3 separate regions of the Homo sapiens genome follow, and all the other regions are linked to region 2. Evidence: read pairs that join two places in POLR2A ChIA-PET (ENCODE). Cell type or tissue: HepG2. All regions are shown on one strand.

The links. ChIA-PET counts read pairs that join two places held together with the same protein. Peaks named below come from ENCODE experiments on the same cell type or tissue, not always from the same donor. Only the 100,000 strongest peaks of a DNase experiment are listed, where the experiment ranks them.
Region 1: POLR2A ChIA-PET joins it to region 2 with 13 read pairs; 8 of 35 experiments call an interaction of 5 or more read pairs at or near these places.
Region 3: POLR2A ChIA-PET joins it to region 2 with 10 read pairs; 4 of 35 experiments call an interaction of 5 or more read pairs at or near these places.

Annotation. Positions count from the first base shown.
Region 1 is chr5:177,003,795-177,008,794 of GRCh38, forward strand. It overlaps UIMC1 (ubiquitin interaction motif containing 1), which reads right to left and starts at 2,985. Exons shown (of 15, transcript NM_001199298.2): 1 at 2,856-2,985. RefSeq lists silencers at 2,191-2,240, 2,611-3,000, 3,011-3,110. In HepG2, a CTCF peak has its summit at 2,135; DNase peaks (open chromatin) are centred at 2,117 and 2,937; H3K4me3 peaks cover 2,606 bases.
Region 2 is chr5:177,084,673-177,089,672 of GRCh38, forward strand. It overlaps FGFR4 (fibroblast growth factor receptor 4), which reads left to right and starts at 2,243. Exons shown (of 18, transcript NM_213647.3): 1 at 2,243-2,405; 2 at 4,878-5,000. The coding sequence starts at 4,931. RefSeq lists silencers at 1,854-1,903, 2,154-2,613, a promoter at 2,124-2,343 and an enhancer at 2,309-2,759. In HepG2, a CTCF peak has its summit at 2,451 (motif pointing right); DNase peaks (open chromatin) are centred at 2,039, 2,609 and 3,158; H3K4me3 peaks cover 2,473 bases.
Region 3 is chr5:177,364,977-177,369,976 of GRCh38, forward strand. RGS14 (regulator of G protein signaling 14) reads left to right here. Exons shown (of 15, transcript NM_006480.5): 2 at 987-1,008; 3 at 1,201-1,379; 4 at 1,732-1,824; 5 at 1,915-2,058; 6 at 2,438-2,581; 7 at 2,738-2,849; 8 at 3,181-3,290; 9 at 3,741-3,944. Among named protein-coding and RNA genes, the nearest start is that of RGS14, 9.6 kb to the left of the region's middle. RefSeq lists enhancers at 1-4, 1,978-2,617, 2,618-3,256, 4,356-5,000, 4,756-4,825. In HepG2, a CTCF peak has its summit at 4,297; a DNase peak (open chromatin) is centred at 2,215; H3K4me3 peaks cover 1,024 bases.

The sequences.
Region 1 (5,000 bases), 81 kb before region 2:
GAGTAGTTTCCATCCTATTTAAATGTTTCCTGTACCGTGTGTGCACGTGTATTGTTACTGAGACAAGGCCTCACTCTGTGATGGAGTGCAGTGGCATGATAATAGCTCACTGCAGCCTCGACTTCCCAGGATCAGGCAATTCTCCCACCAGAGCCTCCTGGGCAGCTGGGACTACAGACATGTGCCAACAAGCCCAGCTAATTTTTTGTATTTTTTGTAGAGACTGGGTTTCACCACGTTATCCAAGCTGGTCTTGAGCTCCTGGGTGCAAGCAATTGCCCACCTCAGCCTCCCAAAGTGCTGGGATTACATGTACCATATACTTAAACCAATATGCTCAAATTTGATAGCAAACAAAGCTATACCACAAAATATGTCTAATTTCTAAAAGGCATGTAAATAAATAAAAACCCAGCATAGAACCACTGCAGGCTCAAGGTGGGTTTTCAAAGAATCACAGCAGATGATGGATCAATAAGAAGCATTAAGTACAGGCTCCCCACAGATACAAATTCCAAAATTTCCAGTGCTTCATGAGATTTAGCCACATTAAATTACTGTTTTCCACAGTAATTCTAAAAACGTAAATAAGAAAGGTCCCTGATCAGTTCATTTAAACAAGCAAGCCTGTATACAGTTCAACTACTATTTTTTTTTAAGTTACTACCCTTCAAAGATGAAGAACTCACTAAAATAATGGTCTATCTTCACTTATTGAACTAAAGCTAAAATGAATTACCACTAACTGCCAATGAAGGAGGAATCAAGTCTGGATGCCAACAGCAGCTTCTTAATGACAATTAAGGAACAAAATGTCTCCAGAAAGATGCAGAAGCAGGACAGGTGCCCCAGTAATGAGACTTATTTATTTCACAGGTAACATTTTGGGCAGTGTCCTTGAAAATCCTCAATTTCAGATATTATTTGCCATTTTATTTCAGCACATCCATCGTCTTGATCTATCTGAAGAAAAATCACTGACAAGGTAATTTAAAATCTTGACAGTCTGGGTACCAAACTTGTCAAAATTGCTTTGAAAGCTTGGGGGCACAGGGACCTTAAGAACAATCCTTTATAAATGATTGACTTTTACCCCTAAATAGGTACCTAGCACTTTCTTTATTTGGAGACAAGGTCTTGCTCTGTCACCCAGGCTGGAGTGCAGTAGGGCAATCAGCCTCGACCTGGTCCAAAGGTCAAGCAATCCTCCTACCTCAGTTTCCCGAGAAGCTGGGAACCACAGGCACGCGCCACCACGCCCAGCTAATTTTTTTTTTTTAATTTTGAGGGTTTTAAGAGACAGGGTCTCACTCTCTTGCCCATGCTGAAGGGCAGTGGCACGATCATAGCTCACCTGCAGCCTCCACTTCCTGGGCTCACGGGATCCTCCTGCCTCAGCCACCTGAGTAGCTGAGACTATAGGCAGGCGCCACCACACTCTAATAATTTTTTTTATTTTTTGTAGAGACAGGGTCTCCTATGTTGCCCAGGCGGGTCTTGATACTCCTGGACTCAAGTGATTTTTCTGCCTCGGCCTCTCAAAGTGCTGGGAGTATAGGAGTGAGCCACCAGGCCCGTCGACCAAGCGCTCTAATAACTAAATACAATGAACTTATTTCCGTAATTTTTGTAAAAAGGTAAATGCATACCTACACACGCATACATCCCTGATACTTCATTTTCCATTTTTTCAGTTTATATTCAGCCTCAGTTTAGGACAAGTGTGTAACAATACAATCCAAACACTTTAGTATCTAGTATCACAACAACTCTGCGTCGTAGGTATTCATATCACGATGTTCCACATGAGGAAACTTAACGCAAACAGCGGATAAGCTGGTAAAGGGCTGAGAGTTGAAGCTGAATGTATCTGATTCCAAAAACACACTTTCATTCGACTACAAGGCACTGCCTCCCTTGACAGGAAAACAATAAAGACAGAAGCATAAACTTTTCACTTTTTCCGGGTGTCATTTCTATATCTCGGTGCGATGTAGTGATTAAATGAAAGAACACTGGAGTCCAGCTGCTGGGATTCAAATCCAGCTCCACTACTGCCCGGGACTCGCGCCCCGTTAACTGAGCGGCAGGGCACCAGCCCGCCGGCTGTGGCGCTCGAGAAGCCTGCGGCGCTGCCTAAGCACCTGGAAACGCGCCGGCCCTGCGGGGGCGAAATCGTCTAGGACGATAGGGATCTCCAAGGAGTGCGCTGGGGGTTATTTTCGGGGCAAATAATTAGAGAAAACGAGGATCACACAACAAAACAGCAACCCGGCACGGGAAGGAGCGCGGGCCTGGCGCCCCGAGGCGTGAGGCGGCGCGGACCACGGCTGAGGGAGCTCGGCGCTCGCCCGACGCCCGGGAGGATGCAGGCCGCCCCCCAGGTGTGAAAGGGACCCGCCCGGCAACCGAAGGTGCAAAGCCCAACCTGGCGTTCCGAGGGGCCCTGCGTGGCGTCAGGGGAGACCCAACCCGCGTCCCGAACCCACCTCAACCTTGGGAAGGACCCAGCCCCGGCATCTGGAGAAGCCCAACCCGGCACCAGTAATGGCCGGTCCCGGCGTCCGGAATCCGCCCCGGAATCGGGAGGGTCCCAGCCCCGCATCCCGAGCCCACTTCGGCGTCCGGAGGGACCCACCCCCGACTTCGGCAAGGCCAGCCCCGGCGTCCGGAGCCCACCCCCGCGTCGCGAGAGACACACCCCGGCATCAGGAAGGGCCGCCCCGGCGTCGGGAGAGGCCTACCTTGGCGTCGGGAAGCGCCCCTCCCGGAGAGTAGCGGGCCGCGGACCCGCTGAGGAAGAAAAGGAGGCAGGGAGGGGTGGGCGGAGCTGTGCGCAGGCGGCGGGTACTCACTCGCTGGCGCAGGCCGCTCTGTAGACCTTCTCCGGGTTGCCGGGGGTCGCGAGCCGCCACACGTTGGGAGCGCGGGGGGAGGGGGAGGGGCGCGCGCGTCCGATGCCAGAGACACGCTCTCGGGGCGGGCGCAGGCGCAGCGCGCGGAGACTTAACCAACCCCCGCCGCGGGGGAGCCATCCGGGACGTACCAACTGCGCGGGAGGCGCTGACCGCCCGTGAGCCGGCTCGCACCTTGCGCGGTCTCAGTTGCTTGCGCTTTGGGGGAAAGCAAGGAGTAACAACAGACTCAGAGATAGCTGTGGGGCAAAATGTATAGAACGGCCACTTTTGAGGACAATTCCGTGTGATGAAATTTAAAATGTCCATTTTATGACCCAGCAATTTCACGTCTAGAAAAATACGGAAATGCCGGGTGCGATGGCTCACGCCTGTAATCCCAGCGCTTTGGGAGGCAGAGGCGGGCGGATTACCTGAGGTCGGGAGTTCGAGACCAGCCTGGTCAACATAGAGAAACCCCTTCTGTACTAAAATACAAAAATTAGCCAGGCGTGGTGGCGCGTGCGTGTAATAACAGCTACTCAGGAGCCTGAGGCAGGAGAATCGCTTGAATCCGGGAGGCGGAGGATGCAGTGAGCCCAGGTCACTGCCACTGCACTCCAGCCTGGGCAACAGAGCGAGACTCCGTCTCAAAAAAAAAAAAAAAAAAAAAGGGAAAGAAAGAAAAGAAAAATACAGACACTCCTACAGGTGTGCACAAGACATGTTCAAGGAGGCCAGCTTCCTGGCGGAAAATGTGAACAGCAGAAATGTCCAATAAGTCTCGCATAAATAAAACACCAAATGTCCCTACAGTGATATACTACAACAAATAAAACAAAGGAATCCTATATGTGTCAACATTTGCTAGGTCACAACTACTTAAGTTATTGAAATAGCGACATGCCAACAAATATGTACACTGTGAAATGATTTATATAAATTTAAAAATAGGTAAATTAGAACAGTATATACTGTTTACAGAAAATCTATGTGTGTAAAAGTATATAAGATGAACTAGATGGATACCATGGTAATGGTAAAGGGGTGAAAGAAGGAGTAGCGGAAAATGTGGGGAGAAGCAAACAGGACTTCAGATAGATCTGTCATGATTTCTATTAAAAAGAAAGACCTGGCCAGGCGTGGTGGATCACGCCTGTAATCCCAGCACTTTGGGGGGCCAAGGTAGGCAGATCACTTGAGGTCAGGAGTTAGAGACTAGCCTGACCAACATGGTGAAACCCCATCTCCACTAAAAATACAAAAATTAGCTTGGCGTGGTGGTACATGCCAGTAATCCCAGCTATTCGGGAGGCTGAGGCAGGAAAATCGCTTGAACCTGGGAGGCAGAGGTTGCAGTGAGCCGAGATCACACCACTGCACTCCAGCCTGGGTGACAGAGTGAGACTCTGTCTCAAAAAAAAAAAAAAGAGAGAGAGAGACCTAAAAATAAACGTAAGAAAATGTTAACAGTAGGGTAATCGAACGTGGAACTACAGGCACATTATTCTTAATACTTTTCTGTAACATTTACATTCTGGAATGCCTTTGCCCTATCTCCCCCATGCCACCTACCTCCAACTGATCCTCCAAAACCCACCTGAACCATTTCTTCCACTGCTTCCTTGAACCTCAGTTCATTTCTCCTGCATCCTTCCTCAGCTGCTGGGACATTCGATCTCCCACAGTATACTACAATTCTTTGCTCTATGAGTCTATATCTCTTCTATAAGACTTGTGAGCTCTATGAAGACATGATCCATGTAATCCTCACAAGTAGCAATGGGCCTGTCCTAAAGCAAACACTCAAAAAATGTTGATTGAATTGAATTGAGGAGTGGGGAGATCAGAAAAGGTTTCAGTGCAGGGCCAAAAAGATCCTTTTAGGGCATCTTACTTCAGGGAAGACTATTGATGCATTGGTGGTGGCAGCCATTCTGCAAACCTGAGGACAGACAGCCTATGGCAGGCAGCCTGTAAGATGGCCCTAGATCCCACAGGCTGGCAACCACACTCTTGTGTAATCTCTCTTCTTGTGTGTGGGCTATGCTTAATAACTCACTTCTAAACAATAGAATAAGGCAGAAATGATGGCATGTCATTTCC
Region 2 (5,000 bases):
ATATTTTTTTTTTTTTTTGGAGACAAAGTCTCACTCTGTCACCCAGTCTGGAGTGCAATGGCACGATCTCGGCTCACTGCAACCTCCACCTCCCGGGTTCAAGCAATTCTCTGCCTCAGCCTCCCTAGTAGCTGAGATTACAGGCACATGCCACCATGCCTGGCTAATTTTTTTGTATTTTTAGTAGAGCTGGGGTTTCACCATCTTGCCAGGTTGGTCTTGAACTCCTGACCTCGTGATCCACCCACCTAAGCCTCCCAAAGTGCTGAGATTACAGGCGTGAGCCACCGTGCCCAGCCTAATATATATTTTTAATAGAGACGAGATCTCACTATGTTGCCCAGGCTGGCCTCGAACTCCTGAGTTCAAGCGATCCTCCCGATTCAGCCTCCCACAGTGCTGGGATTATAGGCATGAGCCACCATGCCTGGCCTCAATTATTTTCTGATTTATCTTTGGGAGGAGACCATTCTTTCGCTTAAGAAGAAAAAGAAAAAAACAATTTTAAGTCTCTTTAATGGGCCTTACAGTTATGCAAAGATATGCCACTATCCCTTTGGGAGTGAGGGTGGAAAGAACTAGACTTGCCTGCGTAACAATGAGAAAGGAAGTTGCTTCTTAAGACAGGGTCTACACTAGCTAGAGGGGACAACCAGGACCTGAGCCTCAGACAGGGTCTCGCTCCATAGCCTGTTGCCCAGGCTACAGTGCAGTGGAGCGATCACGGCTCACTGCTGCCTCGACTTCCTGGGCTCAAGCAATCCTCTGGCCTCAGCCTCCCAAGTAGCTGGGACCACAGGTGCACCCAGCCCATTTCCCTTCCTCTCAAGGTGCCTTAAGAGAAGGAGAAGGCTTGAGATTCAGGTGAGGGATGGGCAGAGATCAGAGGCTGCCTGGCCTCCTGGTTTGGCCACAGTCTAGATGCTCAGGAGAGAAGTGCTTACAGGTGAGGCAAACATGAGCCAGGTGGGCACGGAGCTATCTGGGAGCACCTACTGTATGCCAGACACTTGAACTCTAATGGTGAGGTCTGAGGACACAGTTCCTCTACTGAAAAATAGAGACAGGGCAACTATGTTGCCAGGGCTGGCCTCACACTCCTGAATTCAAGCTGTCCTCCTACCTCAGTCTCCTAGTAACTAGAACTACAGGCACCCGTCATTGTGCCCGGCCATTCCACAGCTATTTACATAATTAACTGTTCAGTTACAATTCTGGCAAGCGTGCTGAAGAAATAACAGGTCCTAAATAATTACAGCTAGTATTACAAAGCAAGCGCTGCATGCCAGGCTTACACATACTGCTAACATGTCTACTTTTTGCAACAACCTCTTGTGGGTGAGACTATCATTTGCCTGTTTTACTGAAAGGACAGTGAAGACTGAGGCCTTGTGTGATGGTGCTGAGAGCTGGGCCTATGACGTCCAGCCCTGTAGTCTGTGCTCTGAACCACTTCACCCTGTTTCTTTCTCCATCCTCACAGTAGAGACGTCATCTAAGAGGAGCTTGCAAGTCCAGAGGGCTTCCTGAAGGAAGTGAGCTGAGAATAATATGAAATTAACCAGACCAAGGGCCATTCCAGGAAGAGAGAATGGTACGTGAAACTGCCCAGGAGTAGCAGGGTGGGAGCCAGGAGGCGTGGGTCATGGCAATCTATGTATAAAGAGCTATGGGAATCTATAGGAAAATTTAAGGGAGTGGCTGACACAGTCAGATTTGTGTTGTAAGTATCACTCCGCAGGTTGCGCAGGGAACAAATGAGGGAGCAGAAGGAAGGGGTTCTCCTATCCGCTGCACGGCACTGCGCAGAAGACAGGGGAGCCAGGCATTCCCTGAAGGGTGAAAAGCAAGGAGTAGAGCTGGGTAGTAGACTAGAATTTAGGAGCCTGGCCTGGGGCCTGGGTGGGGCGAAAGAGGCGGAGCCTGAATGGGGTGTGTATAGGGGGGTTGCGTGTAGGGGTGTGTGTATAGGCTGGGGCGGGGTCCCGGGAGTGGGCTGACTGGGTCGGGGGCGGGGCTCTCCAGGTGGGCGGGGATCTTGGCCACCCCTGGCCACACCTCTCTCCGGCTCGAGCTGGTCTAGGCGGGGCGGGCCCGAGGGGGTGTGGCAGGAGGTGGGCGGGCCCGGGTGGGGGGGGGGGGGGCGTGGAAGGAGGGGCGGGCCCGAGCAGGAGGGGGCGGGCCCGAGGGGCGGGGTGGGACAGGAGGTGGGCCGCTCGCGGCCACGCCGCCGTCGCGGGTACATTCCTCGCTCCCGGCCGAGGAGCGCTCGGGCTGTCTGCGGACCCTGCCGCGTGCAGGGGTCGCGGCCGGCTGGAGCTGGGAGTGAGGCGGCGGAGGAGCCAGGTGAGGAGGAGCCAGGTGAGCAGGACCCTGTGCTGGGCGCGGAGTCACGCAGGCTCGAGGTGAGCCGGAACCCTTGTGGGCCCGGGCTGCGCTCCCAGCCGCCAGGGGGCGAGAGGCGGCGGGGCTACGGGGACTGCCCCTCCCGGCGCAGGGGACCTGGGCGTCCGCCGGGCGGCAGGGGGTGGAGGGGGCGGTAAATCAGTAACCCGCAGTGCACACAGGGCCTTTTGTCCCGCTCCGTCCAAAGAGCACCCCGGCCGCGGAGCTGGTTACTCATTGCCCACCGAGGCGGGGGCAGGCTGGCCCTGTGCAGCTACCCTCGGGACCCATTGATTCGCACCTCCCCCCAGGCTGGCCCGGCAAGGGTGGGGGAGGACAAGCGCGCTTGTCCCTGCGGCTGTCTTCGCGCCGGCGGCAGAGATGAGGGACCTGAGGCCCCGAAAAGTTCAGTCACTTAGTGCCCGGGGGCCTCCAGCGCGAGTGCGGGAGGCTGAAGGAGAACCCAGGACTGTCTGATGCCTAAGGCAGGCCCTCCATTCCCACGTGGGGGGTGGTCGGTCAGCGGTCAGCAGCCATGGGTGACTCGACTAAGGACTCTGATATCAGGGCAGCCTGGGGTAGGAATAAACTCCCCGGGCCTCCCCACCCACTCCCAGCCCAAGCTGTGTACCCAAAGAGCTGCCCTCCCTGCCAAGCCGAGCTTGGTAGGGAGTTTTACCAAGGAGGATCCGACTGGATTCGAGAGTTGAGGTGGGCCAGAGACAGCAGTATCTGAGTCAGGTAGAGAAGAGCAATGAGGGGCACAGAGGGATGGGCAAGAGAGCACATGTGCCCAGTTTTGAAAGCCAATGGCTTCAGCGCTCCTGAAGGGGCAGACGGTGTGACCAAAGAGATAGGCAGCGGCAGAGAGGGAGCCCTAGGATGTTGAGCTGGATCCTGCTGGGCACAGGTAGCCATTAAGGGCTTGCAAGCTGGGGGGCATGACATGGCAGACTTGCAGGTTTTTTTGTTTGTTTTTTTATTTTATTTTATTTTTTTATTTTGTTTTTTTTGAGACGGAGTCTCACTCTGTCGCCCAGGCTGGAGTGCAGTGGCGCGATCTCGGCTCACTGCAAGCTCCGCCTCCCGGGTTCGCGCCATTCTCCTGCCTCAGCCTCCCGAGTAGCTGGGACTACAGGCGCCCGCCACCGCGCCCGGCTAATTTTTTGTATTTTTAGTAGAGACGGGGTTTCACCGTGTTAGCCAGGATGTTCTCGATCTCCTGACCTCGTGATCCGCCCACCTCGGCCTCCCAAAGTGCTGGGATTACAGGTGTGAACCATCGCGCCCAGCCGACTTGTAGTTTTTTAAAACTCTGCTGGAAGATGAAGGTTGAAGAGCCGAGGGAGAGGATGTTTCCAGAGGCCCATGCAAGAGATGGCCATGACCTGCCTTGAGAAGGGGCAGGGGAAGCCAGATGGACTGGAAGTGGAGTGGCAGTGACCAAGGAGGAGGAGGTGTGATAGGCTTCCCACGCAGGGTAGATCCAGAGACACCAGTGCCACCCATAGGCCCCTAGGACTGCAGTGGTCACCGATTCCTTTGTCCCAGCTGAGACTCAGTTCTGAGTGTTCTATTTTGGGGAACAGAGGCGTCCTTGGTAGCATTTGGAAGAGGATAGCCAGCTGGGGTGTGTGTACATCACAGCCTGACAGTAACAGCATCCGAACCAGAGGTGACTGGCTAAGGGCAGACCCAGGGCAACAGGTTAACCGTTCTAGGGCCGGGCACAGGGAGGAGAACATTCCAACACTCTGCGTGCCGACGCACGTTCTCTCTTTTATCCTCAAAACAGTCCTATGAGGATAGTAAGCCAGAGAGAGACAGAGACAAGGAATTACAAGTTGGTGAGAGTCAGGATTTGAACTTGGCTCTGGCAGATGGAAAATTAGGGTCTGTATTCTTTACAAAACCGTGTGTGCCTCAGATGGAGTTGGTGCATAACAAGCAGAGGTATCCAGGGTCGCGGTCCTGCTTGCCACGGAAGGGGCCGCCTTGTCAGTTGTGACCACCCAGCCCTGGAAATGTCAGTAATGCTGTAAGGAGTGGGGATCGGATCAGATGCCATCCAGATGCTGAAGTTTGACCTTGTGTCATTTTTCACTTTCTTTTTTGGCTCTTCTGCAATCAATTCATTTATTTAGCAAAAAAGAAATTATGTGTGCCGAGAGCATGCAGAAGATATGTCTCCGTTCTCTGCTTCCCTCCAAAAAAGAATCCCAAAACTGCTTTCTGTGAACGTGTGCCAGGGTCCCAGCAGGACTCAGGGAGAGCAGGAAGCCCAGCCCAGACCCCTTGCACAACCTACCGTGGGGAGGCCTTAGGCTCTGGCTACTACAGAGCTGGTTCCAGTCTGCACTGCCACAGCCTGGCCAGGGACTTGGACACATCTGCTGGCCACTTCCTGTCTCAGTTTCCTTATCTGCAAAATAAGGGAAAAGCCCCCACAAAGGTGCACGTGTAGCAGGAGCTCTTTTCCCTCCCTATTTTAGGAAGGCAGTTGGTGGGAAGTCCAGCTTGGGTCCCTGAGAGCTGTGAGAAGGAGATGCGGCTGCTGCTGGCCCTGTTGGGGGTCCTGCTGAGTGTGCCTGGGCCTCCAGTCTTGTCCCTGGAGG
Region 3 (5,000 bases), 280 kb after region 2:
ACTCTGCACTGAAGTTTGAGAACCACTGCTCTGTACTATAGACCAGCATCTTGTGCCCTCCCACGGTGGTAATGGGACCCTGGGCCCAATAGGCAACACGTGCGATAGTAAGATCACTGGCTGCAGAGACACCTCTCCTTCCTCAAAGACAGCACATGTTTATACAGCCCATATCACATGCTGGCCCATGTTCTAGATGCTGTGGATATATTTTTATTTGATTTTCTTTTATTGAGACGGAGCTTTGCTCTTGTCACCCGGGCTGGAGGGCAATGCCACAATCTCAGCTCACTGCAACCTCTGCCTCCTGGGTTCAAGCGATTCTCCTGCCTCAGCCTCCCGAGTAGCTGGGATTACAGGCATCCACAACCACATCCAGCTAATTTTTTTTTTTTTTTGTATTTTTAGTAGAGACTGGGTTTCACCATGTTGGCCAGGCTGGTCTCGAACTCCTGACCTCAGGTGATCCACCCATCTCGGCCTCCCAAAGTGCTGGGATTACAGGCGTGAGCCACCGTGTCCAGCCAATGCTGTGAATATATTAAACTGACTTGATCTTTACATCAAGATGGAAGCAAATGGTTTGCCTCCATTTGTAAATAGGCATTATCTCCTATTTACAGATTACAGATGGAGGCAAACAAGTTAACTAACTTGCCCAAAGTTACACAGCTAGTAAGTGGCAGAGACTAAAGTCTGTTCCTACCCACCATGCTATGCACACCTGGCTCACCCAGCAGGGGCTGGGGGAGGAGGGAACCAGGGGCTGCTGGAAGGTACCTGCCATAAGTCCCAGTACTTAGTGGTTGGCACAGGATGGAAGGGGAGCCAGGGGCAGACTGAGGAAAACCCTGACCAAGTAGAACCTGGCCGGGGATGCCCAGGTGGAGGAGAACGCAGTTCCAGCTCCTGGGAGTCGGGCCCAGAACTGTCCCCTGGGAATCCTCACTGGGCTCTTCTGACTTTCTCTGTTGGGTCTCTTATAGGTTCTGGCTGTGTCAGATGGAGGTAAGTGACAGAATGTGTGGAGAACTGGCTGAGTGGGAGGGAGGAGGGAGGTGGAGATGGGTGGGGACACCCCTGCCACCTGCTATCTTTCCAGGGAACATGGCTGCAGAGTGGATGCATGGGGGAGGGTGGGTTGTGCCAGGGGCTGGGGAAGGCAGCAAGGCTCACCCCAACTTGTCCATCCCCCTGCAGAGCTGAGCAGCACGACGGGGCCCCAGGGCCAGGGCGAGGGCCGCGGCAGCTCTCTCAGCATCCACAGCCTCCCCAGTGGTCCCAGCAGCCCCTTCCCAACCGAGGAGCAGCCTGTGGCCAGCTGGGCCCTGTCCTTCGAGCGGCTGTTGCAGGACCCGCTGGGCCTGGCTTACTTCACTGTAAGCCTGGGGTAGGGAAAGGGAAGGGGGGACACGGGAGAGGGCAGGGCGTGGATGGAGCTTCAGGCTGGCCAGAGTGGGGTCCTCTGTCAGCTTCCTCATCTAGCCTTCCTGCAGCACCCTCTTCCTCTTCTCCCAGCTGGGAACTTTTCTTCCTTCTCCCTGTCCTTGTCTCTGCCTCTCATTTTCTCTCCCTGTCTTCAGATCGGTCTGGCTCCGTCTGTCTGTCTGGCCCTGTCTGTCTGGCTTGGTCTCTTGGCCCTGTCTCTGTCCCAATCTTTTTGATCACATCCCCCAGTTTGGTCTCTGTGTCTCTGAGTCTCTGCCTGCCTCCCCCTCCTTCCCCTCCCAGGAGTTCCTGAAGAAGGAGTTCAGCGCGGAAAACGTGACTTTCTGGAAGGCCTGCGAGCGCTTCCAGCAGATCCCGGCCAGCGATACCCAGCAGGTGGGGGAAGGGGGAGCTGGGGCCGAGGGCTGGGGAGAGGGGAACTGGGCCACGCTCCCTGACCAACTCCTCCTGTCCCTCCTCCTTCAGCTAGCTCAGGAGGCCCGCAACATCTACCAGGAGTTCCTGTCCAGCCAGGCGCTGAGCCCAGTGAACATCGACCGTCAGGCCTGGCTTGGCGAGGAGGTGCTGGCCGAGCCCCGGCCGGACATGTTTCGGGCACAGCAGCTTCAGGTGGGCGATCCTGGGGGGATTGGCCTTGAAAGGGAGACAAAAGGAGCAGGGGCGGGGTCGGACCCTGGCGGGGAGTCTGAACTACAAAGCGGAGGGGGCAAATTTGGAGGCGGAGACAGAGCCAAATGCCGGGGCAGGCAGGGCGGAGCTCAGAGGGCGGTATCAGAGGCACGGGGAAGGACAGTTAGAGGCGGAGCCTAGCTGAGCTCGGGGCGGGCTTGGACCCCGGGGGTGGGTATAGGAACTGAGGTCGGGGCGGGGCTTGGGAAATCCAGCCCTAGGTTTGGGGCGGGGCCAGCCCCAAGGACCCGGCCTGGGTGCAGGCAGCCCAGCGCCCCCACCCCAGCCCCGGCTCACCTGTTCCGGGGTCGCCCCGCAGATCTTCAACTTGATGAAGTTCGACAGCTATGCGCGCTTCGTCAAGTCCCCGCTGTACCGCGAGTGCCTGCTAGCCGAAGCCGAGGGACGCCCTCTGCGGGAACCTGGCTCCTCGCGCCTCGGCAGCCCTGACGCCACGAGGAAGGTGCGTGGGACTGGGCGAGGGACTGGGCGAGGCAGGGGGTCCTGCGGACCGCGTGCAAGAGGGGACGCCTCCGGGTGCAGATCTGCGAGTCTGTGCCCACGGTCTGCATGCGGGCTGGGGCCCAGCCCGGTGCCAGCGCCTCCCCTGTACCCACAGAAGCCGAAGCTGAAGCCCGGGAAGTCGCTGCCGCTGGGTGTGGAGGAGTTGGGGCAGCTGCCACCCGTTGAGGGTCCTGGGGGCCGCCCTCTCCGCAAGTCCTTCCGCCGGGGTGAGGGCAGGAGCGAGCAACAGAGATGTGGGGAAGGCGGGAGTTTGGTTAAATTTGGGGAGTGCCCCCTTCCTCCTACGTGGCCCACAGTCTGTAAGTCTGTGAAAATTGAAACCCAGGTCCCAGTGACCACCACACTCCCCTGGGTGGTTCGGGTCTTGGGCTAGACCTCAGACGTTTGGAAATCTCCAACGGTGGTGTCGCTCCCAGGGATTTACACCTGGGCCCCTGCAGGATGGCTCCAAACAAGGCCCACCAGTGGGGAACAGGCTTCCGCAGAGGATGGGTGAGGGCGGGGGGCTGTTCGCGTTCATCGCTCCCTCTTCACTAGAGCTGGGCGGGACTGCAAACGCCGCCTTGCGCCGAGAGTCTCAGGGCTCCCTCAACTCCTCCGCCAGCCTGGACCTTGGCTTCCTAGCCTTCGTCAGCAGCAAATCTGAGGTGAGCCGACTGTTGGGGAAGACAAGATGCTCTATGGGCTAGAGTCACTACTCAGGCCCATTTACGTGGTGGCCCTCATTCCAAGTTGCTGTCCTTACTGCGTCTCCCAGCTTGCTCTGCGTAGCCAACCCTTCAGCCTCCTTACTTGTCTCACTACATTGGTCCCCATATATGTCATGGGTACACATCCTCAGTTGGCAAATGTGTGCACATGTGCAGCACCCAGGTGTGTATACACAGCACGTGTGTGGGAATCAGCGGGTGGACCCGTCTCTAGGTGCCCATATGCCTGGGTGTGCATACATGTGTTCCTGCAGGAGGACGTATCTTTGCCTGCCTTGGGAGTGCGTGTGCATGCTTGAGCCCCAGCAAGCTTACCTATCTCTGTGTACCTGTGTGCATGCCCTTGCATGTGTACACATAATCTCCCCCACTCCTGCCATGAATCAGAGCCACCGGAAGAGCCTTGGGAGCACGGAGGGTGAAAGTGAAAGCCGGCCAGGGAAGTACTGCTGTGTGTACCTGCCCGATGGCACAGCCTCCTTGGCCCTGGCCAGACCTGGCCTCACCATCCGAGACATGCTGGCAGGGATCTGTGAGAAACGAGGCCTCTCTCTACCTGACATCAAGGTCTACCTGGTGGGCAATGAACAGGTGGGAACGTGACCTGGCTCCAACTCTAACCTCCTTCCTGATCCTGACCCCAACTCCATTTCTGTCTCTGCTCAGTCATGGCTCCAACCCCAATTCAAGTTCTAAACCCAACTCCAAAGCACCCTCAGCACCAACTTTCACTCACTCAGACATCCACCCACCCCCCACCTCATGTCCTTCCAGGTTTCCACCTTCATCCATCATCCTATTGTGGTGACCTTAGGGAGGTAAAACTGGAGAGAACCACTGTTGGAGCTGGGGTTTGCCCCTCATCATTCCCAGAGTCCAGACTCCCATCCCCACAGACCCATCCTGGAAATGGCCATCCGTGGGGTGCCCTCACCTCCTTAGCCTCTAGGGGCACCCAAGTGCACCTAACCAATGAACTTTTTCCTTTAGGTGCAAACTAGCTTAAACTTTAAAGAAGACCTAGGGGAAAACTGGCTTTAAAGGAAACCATTCAGTCAGGGGAATCTCAAGGAAGAATGCTACCTTCCAGGGGGCCATCGGGATTTCATTTACCTAGTAGACAAGTCCTAAGGCCTTGCCAGGTGTGTGGGGGAGAGGAACCTAGATCTGGGGCTGTCCTCCTGGCCCACAGGCTGAAAGTAAGCCAAGCAGGGAGTGATCAGGGAGGAGGAAGAGTGAAAACTCCAGAGAAGGTCTCTTGGGAGAGGGTAGGCATTTCTGGCTGGTGTCCGGAAGGCTTCATGGAAGAAGCAGCAGTAGATGTGGATGGGCAGAGCTGTGGGGGAGGATATTCCAGGCAGAGGGAACAGCTTAGGCAAAGGCCTGCAGGTGGGTACTTGCGGGGCATGTTCAGGGGCCTGGAGTGCAGGGGTGCGAGGGCAGTAGTGGGAGGCATTTTGCCCACTCTTCTCAGGCCGCTAGGGCGGCTGCCAGCAGCCCAGATGGGCTTTCATACATGCTAAATATAACTTCCTCACCCACACTCCACCTGCTCCTGCAGCACAGCATAAGCCTACTGCCTGGGAGATGCTGCCCCCAACCCCCACATCAGGCTGGAGCAGGCAGTGGGGCCTCTGAAGGTGGTCA